2 separate regions of the Mus musculus genome follow, and region 1 is linked to region 2. A link is a loop called in an ENCODE intact Hi-C map of the cell type or tissue named here. Cell type or tissue: heart. All regions are shown on one strand. Each heading gives the region's core, and the rest is flanking DNA. Links, peaks and the distances in the headings are about the cores only. Region 1 overlaps Hip1r (huntingtin interacting protein 1 related). Region 2 has its middle 35 kb from the start of Hcar2.

Region 1 (16,018 bases), core at 7,624-15,623, 170 kb after region 2:
ATCTTCTTGCTAGGTAAACATAAGTCTTAAACTGCAGTAGGTTCATCTGCCTGGGTGTGACTCAGTCCTCTGGCTTGTGGGACAGACAGGTCTGTGATGACATCACCAATACCTCAAAAACAAAACCACCCAACTGCCTCCCTGTCCATCTAGATTCTGGCACAGCAGAGGTGTGACTCAGGACCACGTCTTTCTGCTCTGTATTCCACCCACAAAGTCTGGAGCTGGGGTGGCAGTGGGTTGGGCTATGAATTTGTCAATAGTGACCATAGGACAGGTTCTCTCCCCAGGGTTTTCACGCTGTCCTTAAGGTGTAGATTGTCACAGACTAATGCTTGCATTTCCTCAGTGGTGGAATGATGCAGAGGTCAGGAGTGAAGGGACAGGAGATTCGAATGAAGGGGGATGCAGTTGAATGGGCCAGGGCCAGTCGGTTGCTGACTTCCTGTCTGCTGAAATGATTCTGCCTTGGGCCTCTGCGCTGCTTTGCATATGGCCCCATCTTAGCCTCCTCGGCTACAGAACTCCTGTGTTTGTGGTCATCAATGGCCTTTGAGGTAGCAAAAGTGTTTGAATGAGAGCACTCTGTCCTCCAAGCCAGTCTTTGGAATCACAGAGCAAAATAACTCACCGCCCTGCCAACGGCTCTGAGCCTGGGCTCTTGGAGGAACCTGTCTGTCGCTGCCAACTGCTGCTGTACAGCCTCGTGATAACCACACAAGGAGGCTTAAGTTGATTCACTTCAGGGATGATTTTAAAAATAGAAATTATTTTATAGCTCCCTTAATAAATACTTCTAGTGGCTTAGTAATTAGCGGAAGAAAGACACCGCCTTGAAGTTACCAGTGCCTGTGTCTAAAAGCGCTCTTATGCTCAAGAGGTCCCTCTCACATGTGTCCAGTAAAGATTTATTGACTGTTCTGGAAATGCCACAGAGGGAAAGATGTATGGCCATTCCTCATTGTGTAGGGAGTTGGGTCCAGGACCTCTGAAAATACTATGATCCAAGGATGTGGTGGTATACACCTTTAATACTAACACACAGGAGGCAAATCTCTGTGAGCTCTTGGCTAGCCAGGGCTACCCAGTGAGACCCTATCTCAAAACAAACAAACAAACAAACAAACCAGAATCCATGGATGTTCAAGTCCCTTGTGTAAATGGTATTTACACATGGTTTATGCACAGCTACTCACATGATTTAAACCATGTACTCAGTACAGTGTACATGACTTACACATGAACTGCTATCCTCTGCTGCTTATGGACTAACGAGGAAGACAACGCCTACCTGTGGGCGGTCCAAATGCAGACTTTTCTCCTTGAATATTTTAATTGGCATTTGGTCAAATCTACTGAGTATGAAACTCATGAATGGGGAGTGGGGTGCCTTTGTGTTCAAGGAGTTGGAGACAGAGTAAGTGATAAACTAGCACTGTCAGATGACAAATGCTATACATGAACTTAAACAGGACACAGCCAGGCACAGGAGGCACATACCTTTAATCCCTGTACTGGGAGGTAGACGCTGGTGGATTTCTGTGAGTTCTAGGCCAGTCATAGCCAGATTCTGTCTCAAAAAAAAAAAAATTCCAAGATGTCCTATATCCGGAGGTAGCTGCTCTAGTCAGGGTAGCTGTAGGCAGGCCACCCAGAGGCTCAGAGCTGTGAGCAGAGGTCTGGCTCTGCTACCAGATTCGAGGCAGTCTCTGGGCCTCATGGAAGTAAGAGATAACAGATTCTCAGTCTCGGGCATCCCAGATATAGTTGGACACTTCGGAAGAGCTGAGAGCAAAGTGGGGGCCCTGGGGGCAGCTTGGTCATCCCCAGGACCGAAGGGAGGAGAGGGCAGGGAGAGAGGTCTCTGTGTGTGGAGTGAATTCTTTAGCTGGTTCCATCTCTCATGGATGGTGCAACCATCCTCTGCTACCAGATGCGGGGTAGTGGGCATGGGGAAATAAAGGGAGTGGGAGAAAACCCGCGTCCCGCCACAGTTCTGGTGCTCTGGGCAGGCAGACACGGGAGGACTGTTGCATGCTTTCCACACGTCCTGGGTGGGTGTCTGGCTGTAGGAAGCTACAGACCCAGCCCGTGGGGGAGGACAAGGGGCCGTCATAGGTGTCTGGGCCTCATGGAGGCCAGAGATAACAGGTTCTCAGTCTCGGGCATCCCAGACACAGCTGGACACTGCAAAAAAGCTGAGAACAAAATGGGGGCCCCTGGGGGTGGCTCGGTCAGCCCCCCAGGGCTGAAAGGAGGAGAGGGCAGGGAGAGAGGGGGTGCTGGGTGGTTCCCACGTGGGCGAGAATCCTTGGTCCCGTCCATGGCTAGAGCACGGGAAGGGCTTCCAGCGGGAGGTTAGATGAGGCTCTTTAGGGGAAAGCCTATCCCATCATTCAAGCACGGCAGGGCTTGATGAACAGAGACATCTATGGTTTTAGAGCTTTATTGTAGAAAGGGGGAAAGAAGGTAGAAAGAAAGAGGCTGGTCATGGCCATGTGGAGAAAGGGGAAAAGGAGAGAGAGAAGGAGGGCTAGAGAAGAGAGTAAGAAAGGTGAGAGCTTAAAGAGAGCGAGGGGGGCCAAGCAGCCCCTTTTATAGTGAGCTGGGCTATCTTGCTGTTGCCAACTGTGGGGAGGAGCATACCTGGCTATAGTCAGGAAAATGTGGGGGTGGAGTCTAGCTAGAATGCCAAAAGCTTGGGACATTGTCTGCGTGACTGATAGTCACAGAATTATGGAGTTGGGAGCTCTGTGGTGTCAGGCACCTGTGTCTGGAAACGTGGCTCACTGTTCCGTCCCTTGTAGAGTTTTCTACTGGGTCACAGGAGCAAACCTCATTCAACCAAAACAGGCTGCCTTTCACTTTCACGGCCCCACATATAAGGACCAGGAGGCAGCTGAGGGAGGATCACAAAGATGCATTTGACACTGGCTCTGTATTGATTTGGTTTCCCTTCCTTTTGCTGGGGATGGAGCCCAAGACCTCGTGCATGCTAGACAGGGGCTTTTCCATACATCAGCCAAGCCTGAGCTGCTGAGTCTTTGCTTTCTAGGAGGCCCCGGAGTTTTCTGCTTCATACTTGGGGAAGCTAAAGTCTGGGCATGGGAAGTTTCTAAAGCAGTGTCTCCCAGTAAGTGAGGGGTACTCAGTTAGAGAGTCCTGTTTCTGTAGGAGGAGCACACAGAGTGAAGGTACTAAGAGGCCAGTTGTGCATGTAGCCATGTCCCATCAACTCTTAAGGCCTCAGGCAGGACACAGCAGCAGCACCTGCGGCCCAGCAGAAGAGGGCTCAGGATGGTACTGACATCAGTACACGGAGATACAGAGGAGCCGCAGTTGGGTTGGGAAGATGGCTCTGGGGCGCCTCAGATGATGCTCGCTGGCTAGGAATGAGTCCTGCCAACCCCTTGTACCTGTGGTACCATGGGCAGTCTTTCTGCTTCTCCACACTGCTGTTCTCTGTGAGAGTCACAGCCACAGGAGGGTCCTGTTGTGATATTGGATGCTTAGGGCGGGCCTGTTTAAGTGACACACTTGGCATGTTTTGTTTTTATGACACTGGCCAACTCCTGAAGCATCAGGGTCTTTTAAGAATTCTTGGGGCTCCTCCTGAAGACCTGATGAGACTCCCTGGTCAAGCACTTGGCACAAGGATGAACTCAGTAAAACTGATGGGACCATTATGTCACTGGGACCTGGCCGCTGACCCTATGGAACAACGCTACGGGCTTTTCGAGCCTGGCAGGTGTCAGGATTCTATCTCCTACTTGTATGTATTGTCATTCCATGGCTCTGTGTGGCAGCTCTGTGCTTCCTCTCAGCCTCTGCCCCTCTGAAGGTCAGCCCCTCCTGGTGCTGACACTGTCCTCTCATAGACTGGCGGCTCCTGGGGCATGGGTGTGGACTTACTGCCTTTTTTGGTGGTCCATATCCATGAATGTTCACCTGCCCACGCTCTGTTATGTCTGCTGACTTCCTGTAGGTGCCTAGCGGTTTCCAGGCGTCTCACAGTTGCCGTGCAACCTGTAACTGCACTTGCCCTATTGCCTCCTGGATTGTCCCATTGCAGACTGAGAGGGACTTTCCTGATTTATGAAGAAGTAGGGACACTGGGCCAAGCATGGTGGTACATGCCTTTAATCTCAGCACTTGAGAGGCAGAGAAGGTGAATCTCTGAGTTTAAAGCTAGCCTGCTCTATACAGTGACCAGCCAGGGCTGCATGTGGGACCCTTTCTCAAAGGGGGAAAAAAAAAAAAAGACACTGTTCTGCACCTCTCAATTGTATGGAAATTACTCTTCTTGGCTTCCTGGGGAGTCAGACAGGATTTAGGGTATGATAAGCACCCAGACACCCCCATCCTTTAGTGTTCTGAGGTTTCTCCAGCTCTTGGTTTGCCTGAGGGCCGCTGAGTCCACTCTTGATGTACCAGGTTGGTGGGAGGCTGTTTTCAGGGCTGGGATTCCCTCTACCTCCCCCTTCACTGTGTGGCTTCCCACCTGCTATGTGAGTGTGGGGGTGACATAGTTTCAGAAACACAAGTGTCACTGAGGTCAGACCATGTCACACTCTAGTCTCAGAGCTGTGTCGTAGGGTCTGCCAGACATTCCACACACAGGGAGGTTCTGAAGCGTTCATAACTCCACTCTGCTCAGATGTGACCCACAGCCACCTCCTGAGGACAATTCACAGAGAAGCCCAGGAGAGGTGGGTGGGTGCCACCCCTGCCTGCTGTCCTGTCTGGGAGGATGAGCAGGGGCCAGGAGTACCCACAGACGCTTACTGTGTGAGCGAGCACTGGGCCTCCTTGTGTGGTGCTGGCCACCCCACACATCTGCCCACCCTGCACACAACGGGCCTGTGTTCCCGGGAGCCAGCCTGCGCCTGCATAGGATGGCTAGCTGACACGGTCCTGTCCCTTGTGGCCAGCTCAGGGATGGGTGGCACCCAGGCCCTCCACAGAAGCCCCTGCCACGTTCCCTCCCGGGCTGCATTCCTCTGTCCTTGTGACCTTACTGCTGCACCCTAAGGCTGGGGCAGCAGCCACACACACAGGCAGGACTCCTGCACATGCCAGCGACATGCCGTGAAGTGATGAAGTAACGCTACCAGGGGGACATTTGGAGAATCGTAAACCAGATTTAAAGAGGGCCAGGGACAGCCAACTGTGTATCTCACCCCTTTAATCCCAGCACGTGGGAAGCAGGGACAGGGAGACCTCGGTTTTCAAAGCCAACCTGGTCTCTATATATAGTAAGTCTGAGAACAGACAGAACCAAGTAGAGAGATCCTACCTAACACAACAGCAAGGGGTGAGGGGCCTGGTGGTCTTTGTGGCTCAGGTGAGGATGGGGAGGGTTGAGTGTGTTACACGTCGGGGTTTTGAGAAAGGGGGGGCTCTCACGGGCGTGGTAATGCACACTTGTGATCTCAGCTCTTGAACCAGGAGTTCAAGTTCAGCCTCAGCCATACAGTGAGTTTGAACTAAGCCTCATGGAGAGAGTGTGTGTGTGTGTGTGAGTGTGCGTGTGAGTGTGTGTGTGTGTGTGTGTGTGTGTGTGTGTGTGTGTGTGGCTTAAACCTCCAGTTGAGGGTTATTGAGATGGCTCAGCTGCTAAGGTAATGGTCCTGGGACTTGGAGAGTAGAAGGAGAGGATGGCTCCTCAAATTGTTCTTGGACTTCTACACACATGAGCACAAATTAATGTGAAGAGATTTTCTGGGGCCACACTCTCAAAGTTTGAGTCGACACCCGCTATTGAGTTGTGTTGAACCTTCTCGCTCCTTGGGTTATTGCTCTGCTGGCTCAGGTGGCTGAGAGACCCCTGCCACTTTTAATTATGTGCACGTGTCTGTACACGGGACGGCAGGTGCCCACAGAGGCCAGAGGAGCTGGGGTTACAGGTGGTTGTGAGCCTCCTGACGTGGACGCTGGGCATGGGATTTGAGATCTTTAGAAGTGCAGACAATGCTCTTAACCCATGAGCCATCTCTCCAGTCTCCGTGTGTTGATGATGTTGTTGGTTTGTTTGTTCTGTTTTAAGGTGAAGAGAAGTAGAGGCTTTGCTGCAGGCTAGGGAGGCTTGGGTCTCATCATGGGCTCTTGGTAACCTTTTCCTCAGAGGGAGACTTCCTGCCTGCCCATTCCCAGACTCACTACTTCCAAGGATCTCAGCCCCTCCCAGGTCCTGTCACCTGTGCTCTGTGGGCTGCCCCATGGGCTGCTTCATGGGTGGCTCCTTCTCCTCCCTGTTTGCCAGGAATCTTTTAGGGCAGGTGGCCTTCATCATGAGAGCAGCTCAGATGTCAGGAAGTGTAGGCTGTGGCTCCACAGCCCAGAGGTGGGACGCTCCTTGCTGTGAGCGTGGCCCAGCCCACTTACCACTTGATCCCTTCCAGGGGAAAGCTGTACCAGGAAGCTGTGTCCCAGTCACTGTAAGAACACAGCATGGAGTCCAACAGACCTGACTCTGCCTTTATTACCAATGTACACAAGACACAGAATCTCTCTGAACTTTCCTCTAAGAAATAAGGAAACAGCATAGTAACCATCTCCCAGACGCCTCTAGGAGATGGGTGGCATTCTGTGGCTGTCCCTCTTGGCCACTGTTGTGCCAAGTATCCCCTCAGTCGAGGTGATACCCTGGGCGTGCAGAGTGGCAGTCTCCCCACAGCTGCTGGGTGGCGGCCCTGTGCTTGTGTGGAAAATGGGACCTGGAGGGGGCCATGGGAAGAAAGCAGGCTCGGCACACAAACAGGTGGTTGGTTGCCTGAGGCTTTGTGTACTTAGGAAGGAAGGCAGAGCTTGCCTGTGTTCTTTCAGGACCCTAGTGGGCTCTGTATGTGAATGGGGGTCAGTGGGCCTCTCTAGGCTGTTGGGGAGCAGGGTCCAGCTCAGGAGCAGCCCATGCCCAGCCCTGACAGACCCAGATTAGTGCATCTTATCAGAAAGGGACTCTGCCCCACCAGGCCTGCTACTCTTCTAGGAAAACTGAGCCAGCCTATTGAGCATGTGCTGAGCATCTGCTGTTGGGAACCCACTGCCCCGACATGCAGGGCCTTACTGCTCCATTGCTGCAGCGGGGGTGCATGGTGGCCTCTGGTCCGATGCTGCAGCGGGAGTGCATGGTGGCCTCTGGGAGATGCTGCAGCGGGAGTGCATGGTGGCCTCTGGGAGATGCTGCAGCGGGGGTGCATGGTGGCCTCTGGTCCGATGCTGCAGCGGGAGTGCATGGTGGCCTCTGGTCCGATGCTGCAGCGGGAGTGCATGGTGGCCTCTGGGAGATGGAGCAAAAGCGAAGCTATCACACTGCCCGGCACTTGCTGGCCTGTTGGCTGTGTCCCTAGGTAGCACGCCCAGTGTAGGTCCTTGGCTCACCTGGGTGAGCACACTCGTGTCGGTTGCATGTCCTGGCCTCTGGATCTGTGCCTGTCAGTCCACTCCACCCTCCTGTCTGGGGCCTGGGGAGCTCACTCCAGTTCATAAACACTAGCGACCTGTGAAGGCTCATCTGACCTCCCGCCCCTGTCCCTGCTAGTGTAGCCTTAGAGGAGTGGGTGACGGATAGTGCTCTCTGTGTGGCCTGACTTCCTGCCCATGGAGCTGGACTGGAAGGCATTGAGCTGGGGAAATAAGATGTGTCCAGTGGGCTGGAGAGATGGCTCAGTGGTTAAGAGCACTCAGAGGTCGTGAGTTCAATTCCCAGCAACCACGTGGTGGCTCACAACCATTTGTAATGGGATCTGATACCCTCTGGTGTGTCTGAAGACAGCTACAGTATACCTGTCATATATGTAAAATAAATAAATCTTAAAAAAAATATGTGTCCAGTGGAGGTGAGAGTCCCTTCAAGACTATGGCATGGTTTAGTCAAGTGTGAGGTTTCTTCCTTCTCAGGTGACAGTGTCCTGGCTCCACGCAGGCTCTCCTTTGCCCTTCCCCCATCCTCAGGGCCCACAGTTGTCCTCAGTGGCATGAGCAGGTGCCTATGGAAGTGTGGCCAGTGCTAGCGCCTGGTTTCTGCCTGGTCCTGGCTGGAATGTCAGCTAACCTCTGTGCTGTGGGCTCTGCCGGACAGGAAGGGGGGTGATACTGAGGCTGAGGAGCCCAGTTGGGCCAAAGGGCAGATGTCTACCCTTCTCCCTGGTGCGAGCATGGGCAGAGAATGCTGTGTTGGGCCGTGCCCTTAGCCACTCTTCCTGGAGTCTGGGTACCTTTTCAAGGAGAACAATGTGAGGTAGATCAGATATGCCTTTCTGAGCCACAGCTCAGCTTGCCTCCCTGCCTCCCTGAGCCTGGGGCTCTCGGTCACCGTGACATTGGTACCAGCTACAGGTCATGGAAGAGAAGTTTCCTCAGAGCGTGGATCAGGGAAAATGTGTTCTTTCTTGCCCCCAAACTCGTCTTCCACCAGACTAGGTGACCCGTCTTCCTTTGGGTTGTGTGTTCCATACGGCTGCGGACAGACGGGGATCTAACCCTTCCTCTGTGTCTCTCACAGGCCATCAGTATCAGCAAAGCCATCAACAGCCAGGAGGCCCCAGTGAAGGAGAAGCATGCCCGGCGTATCCTTGTGCCCCTTGCGTCGTAGGGAGCTAGCTCTCAGGAGACTGTGGGCTGAGCACGGCCCTGGCCCAGGGTGTGGGAGTTGGGAGAGCATGGCCCCAGGACTCGCAGAGAACATGGGGAACTGCAGAAAGTGCCAGCGCCCAGTGGGAGGGGCTGTCTGCAGAACCCCTAACTGCCCCCACGTCAGTCTGTCCTCCACTTGGCCTTGACCCTCTAAGGTATCATCCTGGGCACGCATCATGAGAAGGGAGCCTTTACCTTCTGGTCCTATGCCATCGGCCTGCCGCTGTCCAGCAGCTCCATCCTCAGCTGGAAGTTCTGTCACGTCCTTCACAAGGTCCTCCGGGACGGACACCCCAACGTGAGTAGTGAGCACAGCCCTTGGTCCCACAGGCTCAGGCAAGCGCCGCCGCCATGCCACCAGCTGACATCATCCACTGTATCCCATGGAAGTGTGCTGCTCTGACATGTGTCTGTCCTCCTGGGCTGGGGGCTGGACACCCTGCCCAGTGCTGGGAGGGACGGCTCAGGTTCTGTGTCCTCCCCTCCCTTCTCTGGTTGCAGGTCCTGCATGACTATCAGCGGTACCGGAGCAACATACGTGAGATCGGTGACTTGTGGGTAGGTGTGGGGACAGTGTTCAGGCAACGTGGCCAAGCTGAGGGCCGCATCTGGGCGGGGATTCTCTTTCCTTTTGTCCTTGGGGTTACTGTGGAGGCTGAGCACCAGTCAGTGTGAAGTTGGGGCCTGGGGCAGGCGGATTGGCCGACAGCTCCATAAAGCAAGCCCATTAGTCTTCTTGACTTGGAACAGGTGGCAACCCCATGCCTCTGTGAAGATCGGGACTCCCAGGATCCCCTAGACTTTAACCAGAAGCTTTAGAAGGCATGTCACATATAGCCTTGAATTTTCCATGCGTTTGCCTGGCAGTTCTCAGAGTCGGTAGTCAGACCCCTGGGGAGCCCGTGTCTGGATTCCCTCTAAGGTCCTCAGAAGTCAGAGGCCTCAGGCCTCCTTCCCAAAGCTCTCCTGGGGCACTCAGCTGAATGGATCTCCAAGAGCAGACCCAGAGGGACAGCGTTGCCTGTCCAGAGCCTCTGTGCTTTATGCGTGTCCTTTGATGTAAGGAAAATGGCATTCGTCACAGTGCCTGCTGCAGACACGGGCCCTGCTGGCGTGGCCACACACCATGGTGTTTTTTGCAAGAGGGAGCAAGGAAGCTGTGTGCAGACCAGAATGCACCTCCCCTGGATGCCACCAGCTCTTTAGTAAAGTGCCCTGCTCAGAACTGGCCTGTTGCCCCGACAAAGTGCTCTCTTTGCCTCTCACAAGACTTTCTCTGGCAAGAGTGACAAGGAATGAGGTTAAGGAGGGGAAGCTAGAGACAGAGTAATGAGATTGGTGAAGACTAGCAGGAAATGTTTGTTGAGCGAGTGAGTGACTGATTTGTGGAAGAAAGGCCTGCTTCTCTTGCTACCTCTTTTCTTCCTGTCTGGGCACATGCTCAATCCTTGGGATTCCTAGGTGTGTTCTTGACAGTGACCTCACACAGGGCTCCCATCCCCACAGGGCCACCTTCGTGACCAGTATGGACACCTGGTGAATATCTATACCAAACTGTTGCTGACTAAGATCTCCTTCCACCTTAAGGTAGTCTCCCTGAGCAATCATGGACTATGGGACTGGGAGGCTCTTCTCTCTGTGACATCCTGGGGCATAGAGGGGGTTGGATGGCACCTGTCCATCCATGCTCTGTCCACTTGCTGTGGAGGCTAGGAAGACTGGCAGGAGATCATCGGGCTGTCTCCATGTTTGCATAGATCCAATGCAGATGCCAGCCTGTGTGTGCTCCAGTGGCCTTGCCCGTCAGTCCTGGTCAGGCTGCCCCTGCCTCAGCCCCAGGATTTCTGTCGGCCCCTTTGGCTTAACCAGAGAAGCTGGGATCACAGAATGAGGGGATTGAGAAACCTCCCTGGCGACTCCCCTTCTCATGGGAGCTGTCAGGAGCAGGGATGGGACCCGTGTGTGGCTGCTCAATGAGGCTGCGTGGGGGCTGTTTCTGCAGCATCCCCAGTTTCCTGCAGGCCTGGAGGTAACAGATGAGGTGTTGGAGAAGGCGGCGGGAACTGATGTCAACAACATGTGAGTCTGTGTAGCCTCAGTTTCCCCCAAGTGCCTGCCCACTGGGGACCATGTCAAGTGAGGCCACAGGGCTGAAGGTCATGACCCCCAGGGGGCCAGGCTATGGGTGAAGGGGTTTATCAGGTACTCCATGTTTCTGCCTGATGGAGTTTGCTTCCTGTTCCTAAGGGGTCTCGGGGATTGTGTGGGTGTGCCCTGCTGCCCTTTGCATCCCCGTCTTTTCTCCTAGTTTTCAGCTTACCGTGGAGATGTTTGACTACATGGACTGTGAACTGAAGCTTTCTGAGTCAGGTGAGCAAGTCACTCATGCCAGGCTGTGAAGGCACTGGTGGGCAGGCTGGATTTTCACTTGTCTTTCCTGCTGTTGGGGTGAAACCTGGGCCCCACTGACACTGGGCGAGTGATTCTTCTGATAGAGCACCCACAGTAACCCAGGTCTTACGTGCACCTCTTCCTTGGGGTCCCTCTCCCTCCAAGACAGAAGGGGGCCTCATGGTACCTCCAGAGCACAAGCAGAGACTTCCCTTCCTCGAGACCCTACGTGTGTCCAAGACATGGCACATGAAGGCCACTATGGGCCCCTGGGTGTGGAGGGTGGGGTGTGCCCCATGGAGGACCCTCTAGGCTCCTGCCTGGCCTCGGCACCGCACTACTCTCCAGGAGAGAAAACATGGCTAACATTTCCTACTGTGTGTTCTGAAATGCCTCACGGTCCTGTCAGACTGTTCAGCCAAAGAACTGGCAGCTGTTGGACAGGAAATCTCTGAGGGCTCACCCTCCCCGCCCGCCTGGGAGGTGATTGTTCTGGGCTGTACCTTCAAAATAACTGCTGTGACTCACTGTTGGCTATGATGAAGCCCAAGGCACACGCCTTTTTAAGGAAAAACAGGGAATTGGGAAGAGGCAGGACAGCCACTCTGTACGCTGGGTCTGGGCCTGTGGCTCTGGAGGGTGAGAGGCCAGCGTGGAGCCTGTCCAGGAGTAGGACAAAACGGCAGGTCACCAGGGGTGTGGCCCAGTAGTGCAGCTGGACCCAGGCCACCAGGAATTGAGTCCTGGCAGAAAGGGGAAGCCCGAGCTCCTCAGAGCACACAGGCCGTGAGATTCAAGCCGTAGCCCTTGTGTCCCACCCTAGCTGCTCTTGACCTAGGAGGAGGCCCAGGGGGAAGGACCTGCAGGCCCCTATCCTTGGTGACTTATAGAGAGTGGGCACACGTAGGTGACAGAAGATAGAAACCCCTGCAGGTCTACCTCAGTAGAAAGCCCGCTGTAACACACTGCCTTCAATGGGAGTGCAAGGCTGTTAAGAGCGATGTGCCTCAGAAGGCTGAGGCAGGAGAATCGTGAATTTGAGGCCTGCTTGAGCTAGAGTAAGTTCAAGGTCAACCTGGGGAGCTTACTGAGACCCAGTCTCAAAAGTGAGAAGGGCTGGAGAGCGCCCTGGCCCTGTGGCTGGTCCTAACTGTCCAGTTCTAGGGGATCTGATGCCCTCTTCTGGCCTTTGAGGGCATTGCAGGCATGTGGTGCACAGGCAAAACACCTATACATAGAAAATAAAGGAAAGAAAACTTTAAATAAGAGGTCCGAGTTTGGTGGCACATGCCCTTAATCCTGGTGCTTAAGAGAAAAAAATCAATCATATATCTGAGTTTGAGACCAATCTGGTCTCGATTAGCCAGGGTGGCACCTAAATAATGAAGTGCTTGCCTAGCATGTGGGGGTGGGTGGGTGGGCGACACTCTGGGGAGGAGGGAGGGGCAGAGGAAGGGAGAAAGGAAGGGCACAGAACAAAACCAGAGTTTACACACACACACACACCCCAAGATAAAAAAAAGCCAAAACCAAACAAAGAAACAAAACCCTAGTGTGGCTTCCATCCTTGCAGACAGCTCCTCCCCCCCCCCCCCCAGGCATGGCCAGACCAAGGGGCTGAGGGCTTCTGGCACCACTCAGATCTGCCCCACATGGGGCCTGGCTGCTCTCCCGGCCTGGCTCACTGCCCCGCTCTTTGTCATTCCCCTCTCTGCCCCAGAGAAGATGCTGGCCAGGGGAGGCAGCCTCGTGTTTGTCCTTTGTCTGTCCCTCTTTCTCTGGAGTTCTGATACAAGGCCTGATTGTCAGGGTCTCCAGGACAAGTGAGGAGGCATCAGGTCATTTGGGGCTCACAGAGCCTGTGTTCAAGGCTGTGACCTGGAACAGACACTAGCCAGTCTCCACAGCTACACGATGGGCTATTACAGTGACAGTCTTTTTACGAAAACCAAAAACCAAACCCGTATGGTGTTTGGCCTGCATGTACATCTGTGTACCATGTCTATGCCTGGTACCTGTAGAAGCCAGAAGAGGGCATCAAACCCTCTGGCACCAGAGTTATGGATTAGTTGTGAGGGTGTGTGTGTGTGTGTGTGTGTGTGTGTGTGTGTGTGTGTGTTGGGAAATAGAACCTAGGTCTTCAGGAAGAGTAGCCAGCACAGTAGCCCCTAAGCCACCTCTCCGGCCTCTTTTGTTGTTTTTGAGACAAGGTCTTGCTTTTCAGAAGTTTGGCCTTGAGCTCAATCCTCCTGCCTCAGTTTTCTGAGCAGATTATAGGTTTGCACTAACATGCTTAGTTGGAGTGACAGTATTTTAAAATAGATGGGCTACATTTTAATTTAGTGTGTGTGTGTGTACATGCCTGTGCCATGGCACATGTGTAGAGGTCAGAGGGTAACTTAAAGGGGTCTGTCCCTCTCCATGTGACGTATAGGCCATCAGATTTGGTGGTGCGCACTGAGCCACCTCTCTGGGGCCCTAAGCTTGTTCCGTCTCTGAGGTACAGTGTAAGTTTGCGGCCCTGGAATGTGGAGCGGGCATTCCTGTCCTTCAGCGCCTGTCCCCAACTCACCCTGGCCGAGGGTTCTAGAAAACCCTCCCTAACTAGAGCTTATTGAGAGCATAGCCCAGCCTTACTGTCCACCTTGACCTTGTTCCAGGGGGCACAGGACACTAGTCCCAGCCTAGAGGATGCTGTTGAAGGCCCAGATTAGAATCCCAGCCATTACTAAACCTCCACCATGGTTTTGACAGCACAGTGGAGGGCCACTCACCCACTCCAGGGCCCTAGTGTCTGAGCTGCCACTAAAGTGGACCTGGGTGGGGCTGCCCACAAGCTGGCCTCCAGCCACATCTGCTCATGCTGGCTTCCACCTGCGCCCTTTTCTCAGTTTTCCGGCAGCTCAACACGGCCATCGCAGTGTCCCAGATGTCTTCTGGCCAGTGTCGCCTAGCGCCGCTCATCCAGGTCATTCAGGACTGCAGCCACCTGTACCACTACACAGTGAAGCTCATGTTTAAGCTGCACTCCTGTGAGTGTGCAGCCCTGGTGGGGACGGGAGGCCCTATGTCCTCCTGTGCTGAGAGGGAAGGAGGCCTGGGAGGGAGGGAGGGAGGGAGGGAGGGAGGGAGGGAGGGAGAGATGAGAGAGAGAGAGAGAGAGAGAGAGAGAGAGAGAGAGAGAGAGAGAGAGAGAGAGAGAGGAGAAGAGGAAGAGGAGGAGGAGAAGACGAAGAAAGACGAAGAAAGACGACGACGACGACTGAGAGAGAGGACTGAGAGAGTACTAGTTTAGAAAGAGAACCAATAAACCCTTCCCCGTTAACACCAATAAATGTGAGCCAGGCGGTGGTGGCGCACGCCTGTAATCCCAGCACTTAGGAAGCAGAGGCAGGCAGATTTCTGAGTTCGAGGCCAACCTGGTCTACTAATAATGTGTTTCATGGGGGGGGGGGGGGTTTGTGGAATGGCCATTTTCCAAAGCAGAGACTTCGTGTGAGGCCAGCCTGGTCTACTGAGTGAGTTCCATGACAGCCAGAGCTATACAGAGAAACCCTGTCTCCAAAAAAACAAAAACAAAAGAACAAAACACCAATAATGTGTTTGGGGATAGGGGGGGGAATGGCCATTTTCCAAAGCAGAGACTTCGTGTGTGGAGCTGTTTGTTTTCATGGCTTTCTGCACACCTACTGTAGGGGAGGACCGTGGCCCCTCCCTGGGTCACGTGTTTTCTGGGGCGCAGTAGGGAAAAGGCTGTCACCAGTGTTTGGAAAAGGTCCTCAGGTCACATGTGCTGGCTCAGGGCGACTTCCACAGTCCTAGAGCCCCACTCCAGAGCCAGGTGCTGGGGAGGCAGTTTTGGCCCTGACAATCTCTCTGTCTGCTCGGTGCCACCTTGTCTGGCTCCCATCAGAGGTGAGGTGACCTCATGGGGCCTCATCTCCCTTCCCAGTTAGGGTGGACTGGCCAGGCCACAGTCACCCCTCTACTCTCCAGTGGGTCAGGGAGGGAAAGCAGCCTCAGAGCGGCGTGCAGAGAGGAAGTCCTGGTCACTTGTGTCTTCCCTCAGGTCTCCCGGCAGACACCCTGCAAGGCCACAGGGATCGGTTCCACGAGCAGTTTCACAGGTACCAGCCAGGGAACGATGCTATAGCATGGTGGGCAAGAGGGCTGATGGCTCCCCTGTGACCTGTCTCCCCTTGCCACCTGCAGCCTCAAAAACTTCTTCCGCCGAGCTTCAGACATGCTGTACTTCAAGAGGCTCATCCAGATCCCGCGGCTGCCTGAGGTGCCCAGCCCTGCGCCTCCACCCCCGCAGCCCCCTCCCAGCCCACCAGCCCCTGGCTCCTGGCAGGCTCTGGGGGGGGAGGGGGGCTGAGGATCTCCCAAACACTCTCCCTACAGGGACCCCCCAATTTCCTGCGGGCTTCAGCCCTGGCTGAGCACATCAAGCCGGTGGTGGTGATTCCCGAGGAGGCCCCAGAGGAAGAGGAGCCTGAGAACCTAATTGAAATCAGCAGTGCACCCCCTGCTGGGGAGCCAGTGGTGAGGTCCCCATGTCCCACTGTCCCACTGTCTGATCCCGAAGGGCTTCAAACACAAGACTTGGCACGTGTAGGGTGACTGGGCCTCCCCTACCGTCCCTCAAGGGCGTAGGCGGCAGGTCAGAGCGCCATGTTCTCTGCTATGGCAGGTGGTGGCTGACCTCTTTGATCAGACCTTTGGACCCCCCAATGGCTCCATGAAGGATGACAGGTGAGTCCCGAGGAGCCAGCTGGGGTGGGGAGGCTAGGAAAGGCCTTCTGTCTGGGAAGGTCATAGGTAGGACCTCCAGAGCAATGACACACCCAGCCCTGAACCACTGCTAGTGACATCTGAGATCCGGTGTTGGGCAGTCAGGAACCTTCTGGATGATGAACTTGAGCCCAGGATCTCTGTCCCCAGGGACCTCCAAATCGAGAACTTGAAGAGAGAGGTGGAGACCCTCCGTGCT
Region 2 (16,018 bases), core at 818-8,817:
AGCTCATGATGGTAAAAATTCAGTTCTTACAATGCTGGTGTTCTCTTCTGTCTCCGTGGGCACCACGCATGTACATGGTTCATACACACACACACACACACACACACACATACATACACATGCAGGCAAAACACTAGTACAGTTAAAATAAAAATAATCTCCCTTTCCCTTTTAAAAAATAACCCTATATTTAACTTCCTATCTCCTCCATGTGTAAAAATCCTGCCTTCGTTTGGGGTGATGGCTCCCTTGGTAAAATCCTCTCCATGCAAGCACAAGGGACTTAATTCAGATCCCAGCACGGTGGCTTGTGCTCGTTACAGAAGGATCCCTGGGGATTCCTAGTCAGCCATCCTAGGAAATGACATGCTCCAGGCTCAGCGAGGGAGGGGTACTGTGCCAAAATCTTAGATGGAGAACAATTGAATACGGATACCCCAGGCCAAGCTGTCATACAAGTCTTTGTGCGCACACACACACAGGAACATGCGCATGCGGTTGTCAGCGCTATTTGTTGAGCTATTTTTATTATGTTCTTATACCTCTCACCCTCCTTTCCAACCTTCATTCCACCCTGATACCTTCCAACCCCCAACACTAGGTAGGAAGGAAGGTTAGAGGGGAAATGGGGCAAAGACCTCTTTAGACTACGTCTGCTGATTAGGGGCGTTGAGTTCCTTGGGGCAAGTCCAATCTATGTTGCCATGGTTTCTCTTTGCTCATTACCCCTCGGCAAACCACAGCAACAGCAACCATCTGCAGCTGGCAAAGATCACGCCCCTGCTAGTGCGTGAGGCACATCATAATCACCTGCTGTGAAGCACTTGCACCCCCACACCTGGGATTAAAACAAAAACACATTCACACAACAGACACCGGAATTCTCACCACAATCAATTGCCATACAAAGATGGAAGACAACGATGTGCTAGGCAGGAAAAGGGTTGAATGCCAGGGATTTCCTACAAGGTGTTAAAGGAGCAAAAGGAGTGCCAGGCATGGGCTGGAGAGACGGCTCAGCGATTGAGCACTTCCAGATGAGGGTCTGTACCACTGCCTGGGAAGGTGGTGTCCATATAGATGCCTGGCTATCTAGAGGTTGGGGTCAAGCTTCCTGACATAGGAGACTGCCTATGATATGATATGATATGATATGATATGCACTTGTCCATTCTGGCCCTATGGTGTCTCCAGCGCCTGTCATCCTTTTCAAGATGCAACTGCTTGCATGTGGGTTGCTACCCACTTACACGTGGACCAGTGCCCAGAGTCATTCCTGAAGTGGCTGTCCCCTCTGGGGATCTGAGGTCTGTGATTCAAAGCAACATAGTGATGACTTTCAGGATAAATAAAAGACTTCTTAAAAGTATCTGAAAAATGTATTCAGAAAAATAACCTTAAAGAGTTATATAACAGTGGGCTGGTGAGAGTGTTGCTGTGTAGCCCTGGTTGCCAGGAACTCATTGTTTAGACCGTGTTGCAATCATACAAAGATCCACTTGCCTCTGTCTCCGAAATGCTGGGAATGAAGGCGGCACCCCACCAAACCTGGCCAGTAAAGCTATTTTTAAAAAATGGACTTTTTTTTTTTTTCTTGTCTTTAGTCACGTTACCTGGCTGTGTAACTCAATATGGCTTCAACTTTCCTGCCTCTGCCTCCCATACCCATGGTAAAGTTACTTTTTAAAACATTAGGACAGAGCTGGTGAGTTTGCTAAGCAGATAAAGGCAGCTGCCACCAAACCTGGTGACCTGACTTTAACCCCCAGGACCCACAGGATAGGAGAGAAATTCAGGCTCATCTGTGACTACATTAGTTAGGAGTTCTAGGATACATGAGGCTATCTAGAAAGTAAGATGAGCATTGTTTTTAGCTGAGCATGGGGCTCATGCCCTTAGTCCAAATATCTGGGAGATAGAAGCAGAAGGATATTTTAAGTGTGTGTGTGTGTGTTATGCCTCCAAGAACATAGCCCTGTAATGAGAGTTCCTATCTAGCATGTTCCAGGATTTGGAATCAATTTCTGTTTTGTCTCCAGGTTGTATTTTTTTACCCTCTAAATTTACCTAAAAAAACAAAAGTCAGGTGGAATGCAAGTTCTGGGAAACAGGATACACATACTCTGTGCTGTTCCTCTAAGTCCAACTATAAGCTCTACACATGAGACAGAACCAGAGAAATATAGCTGGCCAAGGACCTCAGATCGCTGTCCACTACACATTTATTGGTGGCATCTTGCTATGTGGCCCTGGTTTTCTTTACAAACATCAATGAGCACTGCTGGGGAAAGTTCCAACAGAAGTATACTCCCTGCAGCCAAGCAAGATGTCTGTGATTGTCCAGGCACCCACAGAAGCATAGCAGCACCCCAACAAAATATCTGACTGTATACAGCATTCTGTCACATGTTAGTAAACCTGAAAATCTGTGAGTGATGCTGTCTGGAAGGCTACAAGAGAATCTGGCTGCTCTGAGAGAAATGTTTCTCTATGTTCAGTGTTAGTATCAACTTCCTGTGAGAAATGTTCATGTAGCAGGGCTATGGTGGTACACACTTTTAATCCTAGCAGAGGCAGGCAGATCTTTGTGCATCCAAGACCAGCCTGGTCTACAGAGTTCCAGGATAGCCAGGGATACACAGAGAAACCCTGTCTCAAAGAAGAAAAAAAAAAAATGCACATTTGGTTTTAGCCCTGGCTGATCTGAAAGTCCAAGGAATTCTCTTGTCTCTGCCTTCTACCTGCTGAAATTATATATACCATGAGCTATGACTGTTAGCCTGGAGATGTGTTATTATATACCCCAGGTTGGCCTGGAGTCCATCTTCCTCCTGCATCCAGGGTTATAGGTGTGCATCACCAGACCCAGCTGATGCTTTTATTTTGCATAAGGAAACATTTTTTCAAGACGTAGTCAGTCAATGGTAACCAAAGAAATGAGAATAGTGCATTTCGTACATGCTCAGCAATGCAGAGGAATTTAGCCCTGGAGTGAGCGAGCAGAGTCAAAGCAGCAGAAACCAATATAACAGCAGCAAATTAAGATAATATATATATATATATTTCATATCGTGTGTTTATATATATATTTCACCAGAGAAAAAATAGCAATCAAGCATTTTTTTTTATGATTTAATTTAAGCATGTGTGTGTGTGCATGCACACATGTGGGTGCAACTGTTCTTGGAAGCCAGAGAAGAGTGTTGGATCCTCTGGAACTGGAGTCAAAAGTGGTTGTGAGCCATGTGGCTTCTGAGAATTGAGTCTGTACATGCTCTTAACTGCTGGGCCATCTCCCAAACCCCTACTATAAACCGTTGTTTTGGAGATAGTTTCTCTAGGATAGCCTGGAACTCGGAGAACCACCTACCTATGGCTACTAAGTACTAGGATTGAAGGCATTCACTAATGTACCTGACACACTGTAAGCCTTTGAAAAATACAAGATTTTAGTCTTTCTTATTTGCAGGAAAGGTCTCGACCTTCCTATGGTTTCCAGGCATGATCTGTAAAAGTCTCAAGTGTTGGGGTTACAGGCATGCACCGCTGTGCACAGTTCAAAGTGTTGTTTTCAATGGTTGCCTGTTCTGTCACTGGTACTGTAAAGAGACCACAGGCTTGAGAGCCAGGCACGCTCAGGTGACGCAGATGCTTCCAACTAGATATAGGTATATTAGCTAGACTGGTTTGTTCAGGATTCCTGAGTACACGCTCATATCCATAATGTAGGATAACATATCTCCTCCGTGGGCTGGGAGGAAAAGTGATGTAGGATATTGTCCTCCATGTAACACATCCCCAGTATTCCTGTATTCTCCACTACTGAGTGTCCACTCCACAGTTAGATGGAGGATGAGATACAGTCTCATTAGTGTAAGCTGACCTCAACTTGCTATGTAACAAATGATAGTGAGCTTCTGTTCATTTTACCTGTACTCCTAAGACCTGAATTTACCCACATGCCCCACTGTGCCCAACTATTTAGACTGCACTAATAGTGTTCTGTCCTGATATATATATAACATTTGCACCCACATGCGTGCATGCACACACACACATGCTTAAATTAAATCATTATATATATATATAAATATATATATCATATATATATATAATATATATAAAATAATTTAATTGGGGCTGGCTTACAGGTTCCAAGGTTCAGTCTAGTATCATCAAGGTGGGAACATGGCAGCATCCAGGCAGGCATGGTACAGGAGGAGCTGAGAGTTGTACATCTTCATCTGAAGGCTGCTAGCAGAATACTCCTGTTTTGTTTTTTAAATGCTAGCCTGGCATGGTAGTGCAGTCCTTTAATCCCGACACTCAGGTGGCAGAGGCAGGCAGATCTCTGTGACTTCTGTGCCATCCAACACTGTATACTGAGACCCTGTCTTAACTGCTTCCTCCAAAAATATTTATATTTAATTATGTGTGTGTGCCTGTGCCCACAGATATGTGTGTCAAATCCCCTGAAGACGGAATCACAAGCAGTTGAAAGCTGCCTTATGTGGGTGTTTGGAGTATATCTCTGATCCTCTGAAAGCAAGAGGCCTCTTTCTAGCTCTTACTAATGTGCTTTTTACAAATTTCCATATTTAGAATCATTGCCATAGGCTACATTCCCAGGGCCGGTGCTTGTTACAAAATGTGAGTTACCTGAAATTAATTCCTAAGGCTTACATGATTTGTCCACACATGTGTCCCAACACACCTGTACCCTACACACACATGCACACACACACACATGCACATACACGCACACACACATGCACACACACACACACATGCACACTATGTTTTTTTTAAGATACATCCCCAGAAACAGAGGTTGGTTCTCTCTTCCCAGAGAAGAGATGCTTACTGGATGCTCCCCAACCATACTGCATATTACTGAACTACATATATGCATTTCAAAAGGTCTTAATGTCCTTGCCTGCTAGCAAAGGTGGGAAATGTCTTTGCTATATTGTCTCCAACACTGAGCAATCAATCTCCTCTCCAAGAACTGTCTTGATCTCGTAGGTGAAAATAGTGCCTCATTATTCACATTTCTACTTCTGGAATATTGGTGATCTGGCTGGGATGTGGCACAACTGCTAAAGTACTTGCTAGTCTGTGCGGAGCGCTGCGTTCAATCCCAGCCTTGCAGAATTCAGAAACTGGGCTTGTTGGTCCGGCCTATAATCCCAGCACTTGGGCAGTGGAGACAGGAGGATCAGGAAGTGAACTTTGAGGTTTGTGTGGATACACACACACACACACACACACACACACACACACAGGGTGATGAGAACACTTACCAACAAGCCTACTGACCTGAGTTGGCGCCCCCAGGTCTGGGAAGAGAGAACCAACCTCTGCAAGCTGACCTCTGCCCTCCACACATACTCCTCCTCTTAAATAAATGGATGAATTTCATTTTAAAATTTATATTTAGGTATCTGTGATTGCGTTCCCACCAATCATAAGGCAGAAACCACAAGTGTGCTGTTGTGTACTTGGTTACAAACACACAAGCCCTACAAGGGATCACAGGGTGGCACTAGAACTTCACAAATGGCAATTGGCTGCCAGCTTTGCTGAATCTGAAGCCCAACCAGTAGGAGCTGGTTCCCAATCTGCTGGTTCCCAGTCTGCGCTCCGGTTCCCCTGGGCAGAACCGAATTCTGATAGGATGGAAGGTTTGCCAGGGAAGTCTTGTTTGAGAACTCAAGACACACGGTTCCTTGTGCTTTATTGCTGTGTTAATTATAACTTGATTATATGTGGTTGTTCTTGCGATCCCATGTGTATCCTATACAGTCACGGCTCTGCTATTTCCTGTGGACATTGTAACCTAAGCTGGACCCTGTCACTGCCTGCCTCAGGGCATTTCACTGAGCATAAATCCCATGGTGCCAGCTCTGGGACACCAGCATCTGTTCAAACTGGAACTGGGAACTTCCCAGGAAGGTGACCTGCAGAAAGCCTCTTGTTTCATAGAGCTACTACAAAAATAATAAGTAAATAAATAAATAAAATGAAGGTGACGGTGCATACCTGGAATCCTAGCATTCGATGACAGAGGCAGAAGGATCTGAACTGAAGGCCAACAGGGAACTACATAGCAAGTTTCAGACAAGCCGAGACCGCACTGTGAGACTCGATTTCAGGAAACCCAAATTAAAGCCAGCAGGGTGGCTCAGTGACTAAATGCTCTTCCCTGTGAGCCTGTGAGCCTGAGCTCAATCCTCAGGGCCCACATTGCTGGAAGGAAAGGTCCTCTGACCTCCTCATTATCCTATGGTATGCGTGCACGCACGCAGGTGTGCACGATCTCACACGTGTGCAATCTCACGTGTGTGCGCACGCTCATACACACACAAAATATATTTTAAAACTCTAAATAACAGTATATAAATAACATAAAGGCACACCTTATAAATGGTCAGTTTTTTTTTCCACTTTTGTCGTCAAGAATAAAAAGAATTCACTTATTCTTTTAAAACTCCAAATAGTTCAGAGACCCCCCTACCCCCCAAAATACCACAGGCTATCGCCACCGCTGTTGGTTGTCCACCAGAGTTTGATGGTAAAACACTATTGCTAAAGACACCATACACTCTGGCTGCAGGACATGGAGAAATCAGGCTGGTGCTAAATAGGACACTTCCTTCCTGCTGGTGACTTTTTGTAGAACTAGAAGGTGCCATAAAGGTCCGAGTTATGCAGGAGATGTCATGAGTAATTTTACCCAGCTATGGACACCATGGGCTACTCTAATGACCTGGGTCATTAGAGTCCCACAATTGTCATGGGGGGCAACCAACCAATCACCTTATTCTTAGATTTAAGGCCTGAATTGCAAGAGAAAATGCATACCTGGTACTGAGTTTCTGACCAGGGACCCACGACCAACATCAGGAGTGAACCTGTCTGTCTCAGTTAGGGTTTTACTGCTGTGAGCAGACGCCATGACCAAGGCAACACATAAAAAGAGAACAACACTTAAGTGGGGCTGGCTTACAGGTGCAGAGGTTCAGTCGATTATCATCATAGCAGGAAACACCACAGTCTCCTCCAGGCAGGTATGGCGCTGAGAGTTCTCTACATCTTCATCCAAAGGAAGCCAGGAGCAAATTGCCCTCAGGCAGCTAGGAGGAGAATCTCAAATCAGAATGCCACAGTGACATACTGCCTCAAACAAGGCCACACCTCCTTCAAGAAGTCCACACCCACTCCAAGAAGGCCACACGTCCTCATAGTTCTACTCTGTGGGCCAAGCATATACAAACCATCACAGAACCTATTAATATTATTCGACTAAATGGATACGGTATCAATCTGCCCTCTATATTTGTACCTATATGGATAGACTTGCACACCTCTTAGGCCCCATTAGTTTCTTTGTTAACTCAAAAGGCTCAGGAACCATTATAGATGGGGTGGGAGGGATGGAAAGATGGTAAGAGCTATAGGGCGGGAAGCCCGGAGCAGAACAGCATCTTCCAGACCAGTCAGGACTGCTGCAGTTCCAAACTCACAGAAGCTGTGATTGCCTGAACAAGATCAAACCAGTTAACGCTCCTTTACTTACGAAATTACTGAAATTATTAATTATTTTTGGCTACTCAATCTCAGAATAAAATGAGTGCTTATGCCGGGCAGTGGTGGCACACGCCTTTAATCCGAGCACTCACAAGGCAGAGGCAGGGAGATTTCTGATTTCGAGGCCAGCCTGGTCTACAGAGTGAGTTCCAGGACAGCCAGGGCTATACAGAGAAACACACTGTCTTGAAAAAAAAAAATGAGTCCTTATATGTTTCATAGTCACAAGGACACATGACAAGGGACAGAAAGTGGGAAGTTAGTTAGCACTGACTAACTTCCAGGGAACAGGATGAGTTTTTGAGACTTACACGTACCCTTCTACATGTCAATCAGAGTGACGCTGCTAACGTTTTAATCCCTTGACCGCTAGAAATGGAGCATCAGTTGATGGAGTGTTCTTTCTCCCCTGGTGACAGAAAGCATGACCTGATAAAAAATGAAATCTGAGCCGGGTGTGGTGGCGCATGCCTTTAATCCCAGCACTTGGGAGGCAGAGGCAGGCGGGTTTCTGAGTTCAAGGCCAGACTGGTCTACAAAGTGAGTTCCAGGACAGCCAGGGCTATACAGAGAAACCTTGTCTCGAAAAACCAAAAAACCAAAAAATAAAAAATAAAGTCCGGGGCTGGTGAGACTCAGAGGGTAAGAGCACCGACTGCTCTTCCGAAGGTCCTGAGTTCAAATCCCAGCAGCCACATGGTGGCTCACAACCATCCATAACAAAAATCTGTTGCCCTCTTCTGGAGTGTCTGAAGACAGCTACAGTGTACTTATGTATAATAATAAATAAATCTTTGGGCTGGAGTGAGCAGAGACTGAGCGAGCTGAGGCTGACCAGAGCTAGCAGGGATTGACTGGAGCGAGTGGGGCCGGTGGAAGCAAGCAGAGGTCTTAAAAATTCAATTCCCAACAACCACATAAAGGCTCACACCTTCACAACAGCTACAGTGTACTCGTATACATAAAATAAATAAATAAATATTTTTTTAAAAATTGAGGATTCTGGGAACTGAACCCAGGTCTTCAGTAAGAACCGCAAGCCCTCTTAACCCCTGAGGCCATCTCTCCAGTCCATTACTTTTCATTTATGGACATGTATGTGTATTTATGTGAGTGTGTGCAAATGCCCATAGAGAGGAGAGGGCGTCAGATCGCTAGGTTGTGAGAACCAACCATGAGGGCTGGGGACTGAACTTGGGTCGTCTGTAAGAGCAATTTGCACTCTTAAAGGCTAAGATCTCCCCAACTCTGTTTACATAGTTTTTGATGGATATTTTAAAAAAAATTTTTTGGAAAACATTTTATATGTACAGGTGTTGTGCCTGCGTGTATGTTTGTATACCATATCCGTGCCTGGTGCCTGTAGAGGCCAGAAGAAGGCATTGTGTTGGGACACCATCCAAGACTGGAGTTGTCCAGGGAGAATTCTGAGTGCGTGAGAGAAAACAAGAGGTTTATGGCTTCGCTGTCTTCCAAATGGAAGTTTTCTTGAAATGCATTTTTGTGCCTCTCCCAGATGTAGCAGATAGGAATGAGCTTACTTCAAATTATTTTTTATTGCTTGCTGATGCTATTCCATTGAATTTTTATTTGTTTTGTTTTGTTTTTCAGTTTTTCTCTGTATAGCCCCAGCTGTCCTGGAGCTCACTCTGTAGGTCAGGCTGGCCTTGGAACTCACAGAGACCTGCCTGCCTCTGCCTCCAGAGTGCTTGCATTAAGGGCAGGTGTCATCACCACCAAGTTCAATTAAACATTTAAACTATCCTTTCTATGCCGATGTGGAAAAAACGTGTTTGCCATTTGTGGTTTGTCCTTGTGATTGTACACAGCTTGAACTCATGAGGACTTTACTCCTGTGGTTTCTCTTTAACCTCCGAGTGTAAACTGTCTGGGGACCTGAATCAGCATCGCTGTGGCGGGAGACTTCAGTCTGCTCATTTAGCGGCTCCGTTCTCCCAGCTCCGAAACTTTATTTAGGGATGTAAGCGCGTGTGGTGGTTGGAATAGAAGCCAGGTCCTCTACAAAAGCAACAGATGTCCCTAGCCACTGAGCCACCATCTCTCCAGCCCCGTGGTGGATTGTTTGAGTAAGAGAGTCAGCCTATTTGAAAGCCCACAGAGATTTGCCTCACTGACACAAGACACTGATAGTCCAAGCAGGAGTTTATGAGAGTTTAGTAACCTGTCAAGATTTGAGATCAGGCACCCTCACATGAGAAGCTGCTACACACACTTGGGTATGTCCTATTCTCTATGACTGTCCCTTTCAGAAGCCACACCCAAGCTTTTTTCTTCCTGGTGCCTCTCTTTGTCTGACCCCTTGTGTTTAAGCTTAGATTTAAAATCTCTTGGGCTGCTGAGATGCTCAGCAGATAACAGAGCTCAGACTGACAACCCGAGTTCAAACGCTGAGACCCACGTGGTAGGAGATAACCGACTCCCGCAAATTGTCCTCGGACCCCCGTGTGTGAGTCATAAAATGTGCACAGGAGCGCATGTGTGCGTGCACACACGTACACACACACAAAGTAAGTAAATAAATGTAATCTAAAAAATTGTAGAGCTAATGAGGGCTTTCATCACGTCTGAAGCAACAGTGCATCCTCTGTATTGGAAGAGATGACGCAGGGAGGAAAGAGAAGGAAGTGGTATTGCTTCAAAAACAAGGCTTGTTGGCTAATTTTTGCCAGTGTCCCTATATCTAGGCTTCATTAACATTTTAAGTCCAAAAATGGTTGCATAATGCACAGCACATACTATATTTTATACCTCAGAAAAAGAGAAGTGGCAATTTACAAAATCGCCCTGACTACTTTTGGTCCCATGATGTCACGTGCCTACCCTTGGTGTCGTGGTCATACGGGAGCCATATGTCTAGGAAAAGTTGCATCATCAAACCCCAGGAACTGGTACAGTGGGGTGTCTTCCTCTGTTTTAGTGCCCCGTGGCCATCAGTTATATACTAATGACCATTCTATGGTTATAAATTTACTATGTAAAAAGATACAAACTGTGCGCCCTGGGCTGCTGTGTCTCAGTGGTAGCCTGTTTGCATAGCATGCATGAGGCCAGGGGTTCGGTCCCCAGCATTGCCAATAACAAAAGAGTTCTGCAGTGTAGTCTCTTAGTAGAAGGCCTTTTTCTTAGGAAGCTATTTTCTTGTGTCTAAGTCGAGGGTCATGGTGTCATTTTTCTGATTTATGTTTCACTCATAGCCCTGCAGGGAACGGGGAGTGTACCTGATAGGATAAAATAAGAATGTGTATGTTAAAGGTTGTAAGATAATGAAAAAGAGGCCAGGCACAGGGTGACACAGGCCTTTAGTCCCGGCACCTGGGAGGCAGAGGCAGGTGGGTCTCTGTGAGTTCAGGGCTGACTTCACTGAGGCTGGCTGTGAGTGTTTATAGGTCTGCCCTACTTCAGTGGGCTGATTCCAACTCTACGTTTGCCATTGAAGGGTTGCTTTCTCAGTCATGCACGCCAAAATGGCTACCAACATAGCTATCATGTGCTACCATGCCTGCCACCTACCAACATGTCTGTCATGTGCCACCATGACTGCCACCTGTCACCATGCCTGTCACATGGCACCATACCTGGCGCCTGCCCTATGCCTTCCTTACATGATAAATCCTTATTCTTCTGGAACTATAAGTTACAATGAACTTTCTTTTGTAAGTTGCTTTAAGCGTGGTGGTTTATTTATTTATTTATTTATTCACATTACATCCCAGTATCAGCCCCCTATACTCATGGTATTTTATTGCAGCAGCAAAAAGTAACTAATACTCCCTGCCTCAAAAAAGAAAAGACAAGACAGAAAGTGAAAAAGAAGAATGTCATGGTTGTGAGTTTTGGGGGCTTTGCTGTTGGTGTTTACAGAGGTGTCATCTGTCTTGTTTCTGTTCTAAAGACAGAACCCAGAAGTATAGCTGTGGTAACATACACCTTTAATCCCAGCACTCGGGAGGCAGAGGCAGGCGGATTTCTGAGTTGAAAGCCAGCCTGGTCTACCGAGGAGTTTTAGGACAGTCAGGGCTACACAGAGAAACCCTGTCTCAGAAAAACCGAAAAACAAAACAAAGAAAAACAACAGGAGTTTGTTCTCTCTCACTTCTGGAGAACAAAGGGTACGGTTTGAACCTTCAGGCTCCCGGCCTAGTGGAGATATTTTTTTTAAAGATTATTTATTTATTTATTTATATGTAAGTACACTGTAGCTGCCTTCAGACACTCCAGAAGAGGGAGTCAGATCTTGGATGGTTGTGAGCCACCATGTGGTTGCTGGGATTTGAACTGCGGACCTTCGGAAGAGCAGTCGGGTGCTCTTACCCACTGAGCCATCTCACCAGCCCTAGTGGAGATATTTTGAAGGTTGGGGAATGTTGGGAATGGGGCCTGGTCAGTAGGGACCAACGTTTGAAAGCTTACCTAGCGGGCTTTCTTGGCTTTCCTGGTCAGCCTTGATATGCTGCTATATGCCTCACTATCGTGAGCATGCACCGTTATGCCTTCCCAATATAATGGACTCAAATCCCTCTGAAACCCTAAGCCAACGTAAATCAGTGTTGGCTAATTTTCTGTCGATTTGACACAAGCTAGAGTCACCTGATAGGAGGGAAACCGAGTTGAAAAAAATCCCTTTACAAGCTCAGGCTGTGGGCAAGCCTGTAGGGCATTTTCTTCATTAGGGGTTGAGGGAGCAGCCCATTCTGGGAGGCGCCACCTCTGGGTGGGTGGTCCTGGGTTCTCTAAGAGAGCAGGCCAAGCAAGCCACGGGGAGCAAGCCAGTAAGCAGCACCCCTCCTTGGCCTCTGCATCAGTACCTGCTCCAGGTTCCTGCCCTGAATTCCTTTGATGATAAACAGTGATGTGGAAGTGTAAGCAATAAACAAACAAACAAAAAACACCTTCCCTCTCCAATTTGCTTTAGTCATGTCACAGCAATAGTAACTCTAACTTAGACTAAATCTTTGCCCCCTTAAGTTGTTTTTTCTTAGTCACTCGATTAGAGCATCTCCAAGTGACTAATACATCCCATTTCCCAAATCCAGGCTCTTGGTTTCTGCAGGATGTGGCACCCTCCAGTTAAGTCCTAAAAGAATGAGTCTGGAGCTGGAAACATGGTTTAGTTGATAAAGTGTTTGCCACGTAAGCAGGAGGGCCTGAGTTTCAATCCCTAGCGCTCACACTAAAAAGCCAGGCTCAGTGGTTCAAAGGCCATGATCCCAGCCCTGGGGAGGTGGAGGGAGGCCAATCCCTTGAACCTGCTTGCCAGTCACTCTGGCCTGGAGAGCAGTGAGGGGTCAGTGGGACAGCTCAGTACATAGAGCACGTGCTGTGTAACCTGATGGCCTGAGTTCTGTCTCCAGAACCCATGGTGGAAGGAGAGAACTGGCTCCCAAAAGTTTTCTTCTGATCTGATCTCCATATGTGTGCTGTGGTATATGGGTGCCTGCACACACACACACACACACACTCACACACACACACTCACTCACACACACACTCACACTAAGAGCAAAGCAGAGCCAATGAAGATGGCACAGAAGATAAAGATGCCTGGCCCCAAACCTGAGCACCTGAGTTGGATCCCTGGTGGAAGAAGAGAACTGATTCCTGCAAATTGTCCTCTGAGTTCCACACTTGTGTTGTAGTGTGCATAACACGCAGACACATAGACACACACACACACACACACACACACAGAAAGAGAGTTAAATGGATACATAAAAAAATAGGTAACAAGAAATGAGAGACACCCAGTGTCAGGTGCTGTCCTGCACACACTTGCACACACATGCTGTCTCTCACACACGTAAGCACATGCACACCAGCACACACAGAGAAGTCTGAGGTCTGAGGATGTTGTTCTTCCTCCTCCTCCTCCTCCTCTTCCTCCTCCTACCCCTCCTCCTCCCCCCCTCCTCCTTTCTCATTAGTGCTCTCCTCAGTTTGGGGCTGTGACACCCCATTTCTGCCTCTGTCATCATGGCCTCCTCCCTGTGCATCTCTGTCTTCTTCTTCTTCTTCTTCTTCTTCTTCTTCTTCTTCTTCTTCTTCTTCTTCTTCTTCTTCTTCTTCTTTTCCTCCTCCTCCTCCTTCTCCTCCTCCTCCTCCTTCTCCCCCCCCCCCCTCTCTCTCTCTCTCTCTCCCCCCCCTCTCTCCTTATTGTATATATAATGTTCTCCTTGCATGTATGCCTGCACACCAGAAGAGGGGACCAGATCTCACTATAGATGGTTGTGAGCCACCATGTGGGTACTGGAAATTGAACTCAGAACCTCTGGAAGAGCAGCCAGTGCTCTTAATCTCTGAGTCATCTCTCTAGTCTCTTCTTTCTCTTACAAGAACAGTGTCATCAAACGAGGGTCCACCTGTCTGTGATCTCATCCCAATATTTAATTACATGTGCAAAGATCCAATTCCACATCAGGCTGGTTCTTAGGGTCCCAGCAGACCATGGAAGAGCAGCCAGTGCTCTTAACTACTGTGCTTTCTCTCCAATGCTTAATTTATTTTAAAGATTTTTATTATGTGTACAGATGTTTTGCCTGAGTATCAGGATTCTACATACATGTTTGCAGTACCCATGAAGGCCATAAAAGGGCGATAGATACCCCTGGAGCTGGAATTAATGAGGTTTGTGGGCCACCATGTGGGTGCTGGGGATTGAACCTGTGTCCTCTGGAAGAGCAGCCAGTCACCTCTTAATATTTTTCAGTTATGGAGTATTATCATGCTAGACAAATAAATACTCTGCTACTCAAATATATCCTTTATCTTTCTTTTCTTTTTTTTCATACTTTTTTTTTTATGTTAAAACAGGCTCTCATTAAGTAGCCCATACTGGCTTTGAATTCACTCTGCAGCCCACACAAGCCTTGATCTTCCAATCTTCCTTCCTTAGCCTCCTGAGTAGCCAGCCATTGCTTAGTAGAATTTATATGGCAACCCCCTTGGACCTGATTTTCATGATCCTGTTGAATCTACAGAAACCCTACATAGTCCACAGGAGTGGGTGAGGGTTTGTGGTATTGCTCAGTGAGCCAGTCACAAGGTCCTGGATTCTAGTCCCAAGGGAGTCAGGAAAGGGCATCAGAACCGGGGATATTGACGCTTGTGAATCAGCATCATGGATGGTGGGAAACAACCCCGGATGCTCTAAAGAGCAGCCAGGGGGCTCTTGACTGCTGAGCAACTGTCCAGTCCTATCAGTTTTTTGGTTTTGGGTTTTTTTTGTTGTTGTTGTTGTTTGTTTTTGTTTTGTTTTTGTCTTGGGGGTTGTTGTAGAGTTGTTGCTGTTGTTGTTTTGTTTTTCATTTTGATATAGGGTCCCATGTAGCCCCGCCTGGCCTGTAACTCACTATGTAGATGAGAAAAGCCTTGAATTGCTGATCCCCCTGCCTCTGCCTTCTCCTAGGACCACAGGCCTATGCTAGCACACCCACTTTATAGGACACTGGGGATCCAACTACATTTCCCATATTCAAGGCCAGCACTATTCCCCCAGCTGTTTTCCTCCCAGCTCCAGGTGTGTGTGTGTGTGTGTGTTGAAGCAGGATTTTGTTGTTCACTGTATAGCCCATGTTGCCGTCACCCTCACGAATGCTGAGACTACAGCTATACACCACCACATCCAGCCGCAGGACAGGTCTAAGGAAGAGTCCTGTATTTTTCTCCACCTAGGTCACTCCCAGGGAACTGTCTCCAGGCTCCCAACTCACATCCATCTGCCCAGCTCCTGGCCTTTCCCTGGTGTCCTGATTCCAGCAGCTGTCTCCAAGTCAACAGGGTTCCGTGGTTTTGTTTCCTCTTATTTTTACTCTCCCCCATTGTTTTGGAAATAGCTTGCATTCCAGGCCGTTCAGGACTAAATAAACAGCTCACCTCCGCATGGACAGGACACACTGAACACAGAAATTCTCACAAATACTGCAGAGAGAGAATTAAAAAGAGAGAGAGCCCCAGATGCAGACAGATAGAAACTTAATTCCTTTCCCTAAGTTCTTAGAGCAGAGCTGGAAAGGTGGCTTCCAGCTGGCTTCCCTCTAGAGCAGGGGTTCTCAGCCTGTGGGTCTCGACCCCCCGGGGGGGGGGGAACCACATATCAGATATTTAGACGACGATTCATAACAGTAGCAAAATTACAGTTATGAAGCAGCAGCAAAATAATGTTCTGCTTGGGAGTCGCCACAACATGAGGAACTGTATTGAAGGGTCTCCCGCAGCATTAGGAAAGTTGAGAACCACTGTTCTAGGGAACCAGAGTTCAGTTCCCAGTGTCCAGCAGCTCCCAGCTGCCTGTAAGTGTAGTTCCAGGGGATCCAGTGCCGGTCGGTGCCCTCTTCTGACCTCCACAGGCGAGCACGCGAGCTCACACACACACACACACACACACACACACACACACCCCTCAGAGGGAGCA

Evidence for each region. Hi-C counts contacts between places; a loop is a spot of excess contacts. Peaks named below come from ENCODE experiments on the same cell type or tissue, not always from the same donor. Only the 100,000 strongest peaks of a DNase experiment are listed, where the experiment ranks them.
Region 1: it touches region 2 in a loop (5-fold over the local background); 13 of 42 quality-filtered maps call a loop at or near these places.

The regions. Positions count from the first base shown.
Region 1 is chr5:123,980,802-123,996,819 of GRCm38, forward strand. It overlaps Hip1r (huntingtin interacting protein 1 related), which reads left to right. Exons shown (of 32, transcript NM_145070.3): 2 at 8,504-8,567; 3 at 8,790-8,932; 4 at 9,136-9,192; 5 at 10,141-10,221; 6 at 10,637-10,713; 7 at 10,943-11,004; 8 at 13,917-14,057; 9 at 15,095-15,152; 10 at 15,238-15,313; 11 at 15,430-15,570; 12 at 15,719-15,780; 13 at 15,970-16,018. Among named protein-coding and RNA genes, the nearest start is that of Mir7032, 8.0 kb to the right of the region's middle. In heart, for the core only: CTCF peaks have their summits at 12,213 (motif pointing left) and 15,565 (motif pointing left); DNase peaks (open chromatin) are centred at 10,720, 11,600, 12,170 and 12,720; H3K27ac peaks cover 2,053 bases.
Region 2 is chr5:123,822,170-123,838,187 of GRCm38, forward strand. No RefSeq gene overlaps it. Among named protein-coding and RNA genes, the nearest start is that of Hcar2, 35 kb to the right of the region's middle. In heart, for the core only: a CTCF peak has its summit at 5,540; no DNase peak of the experiment used is centred there.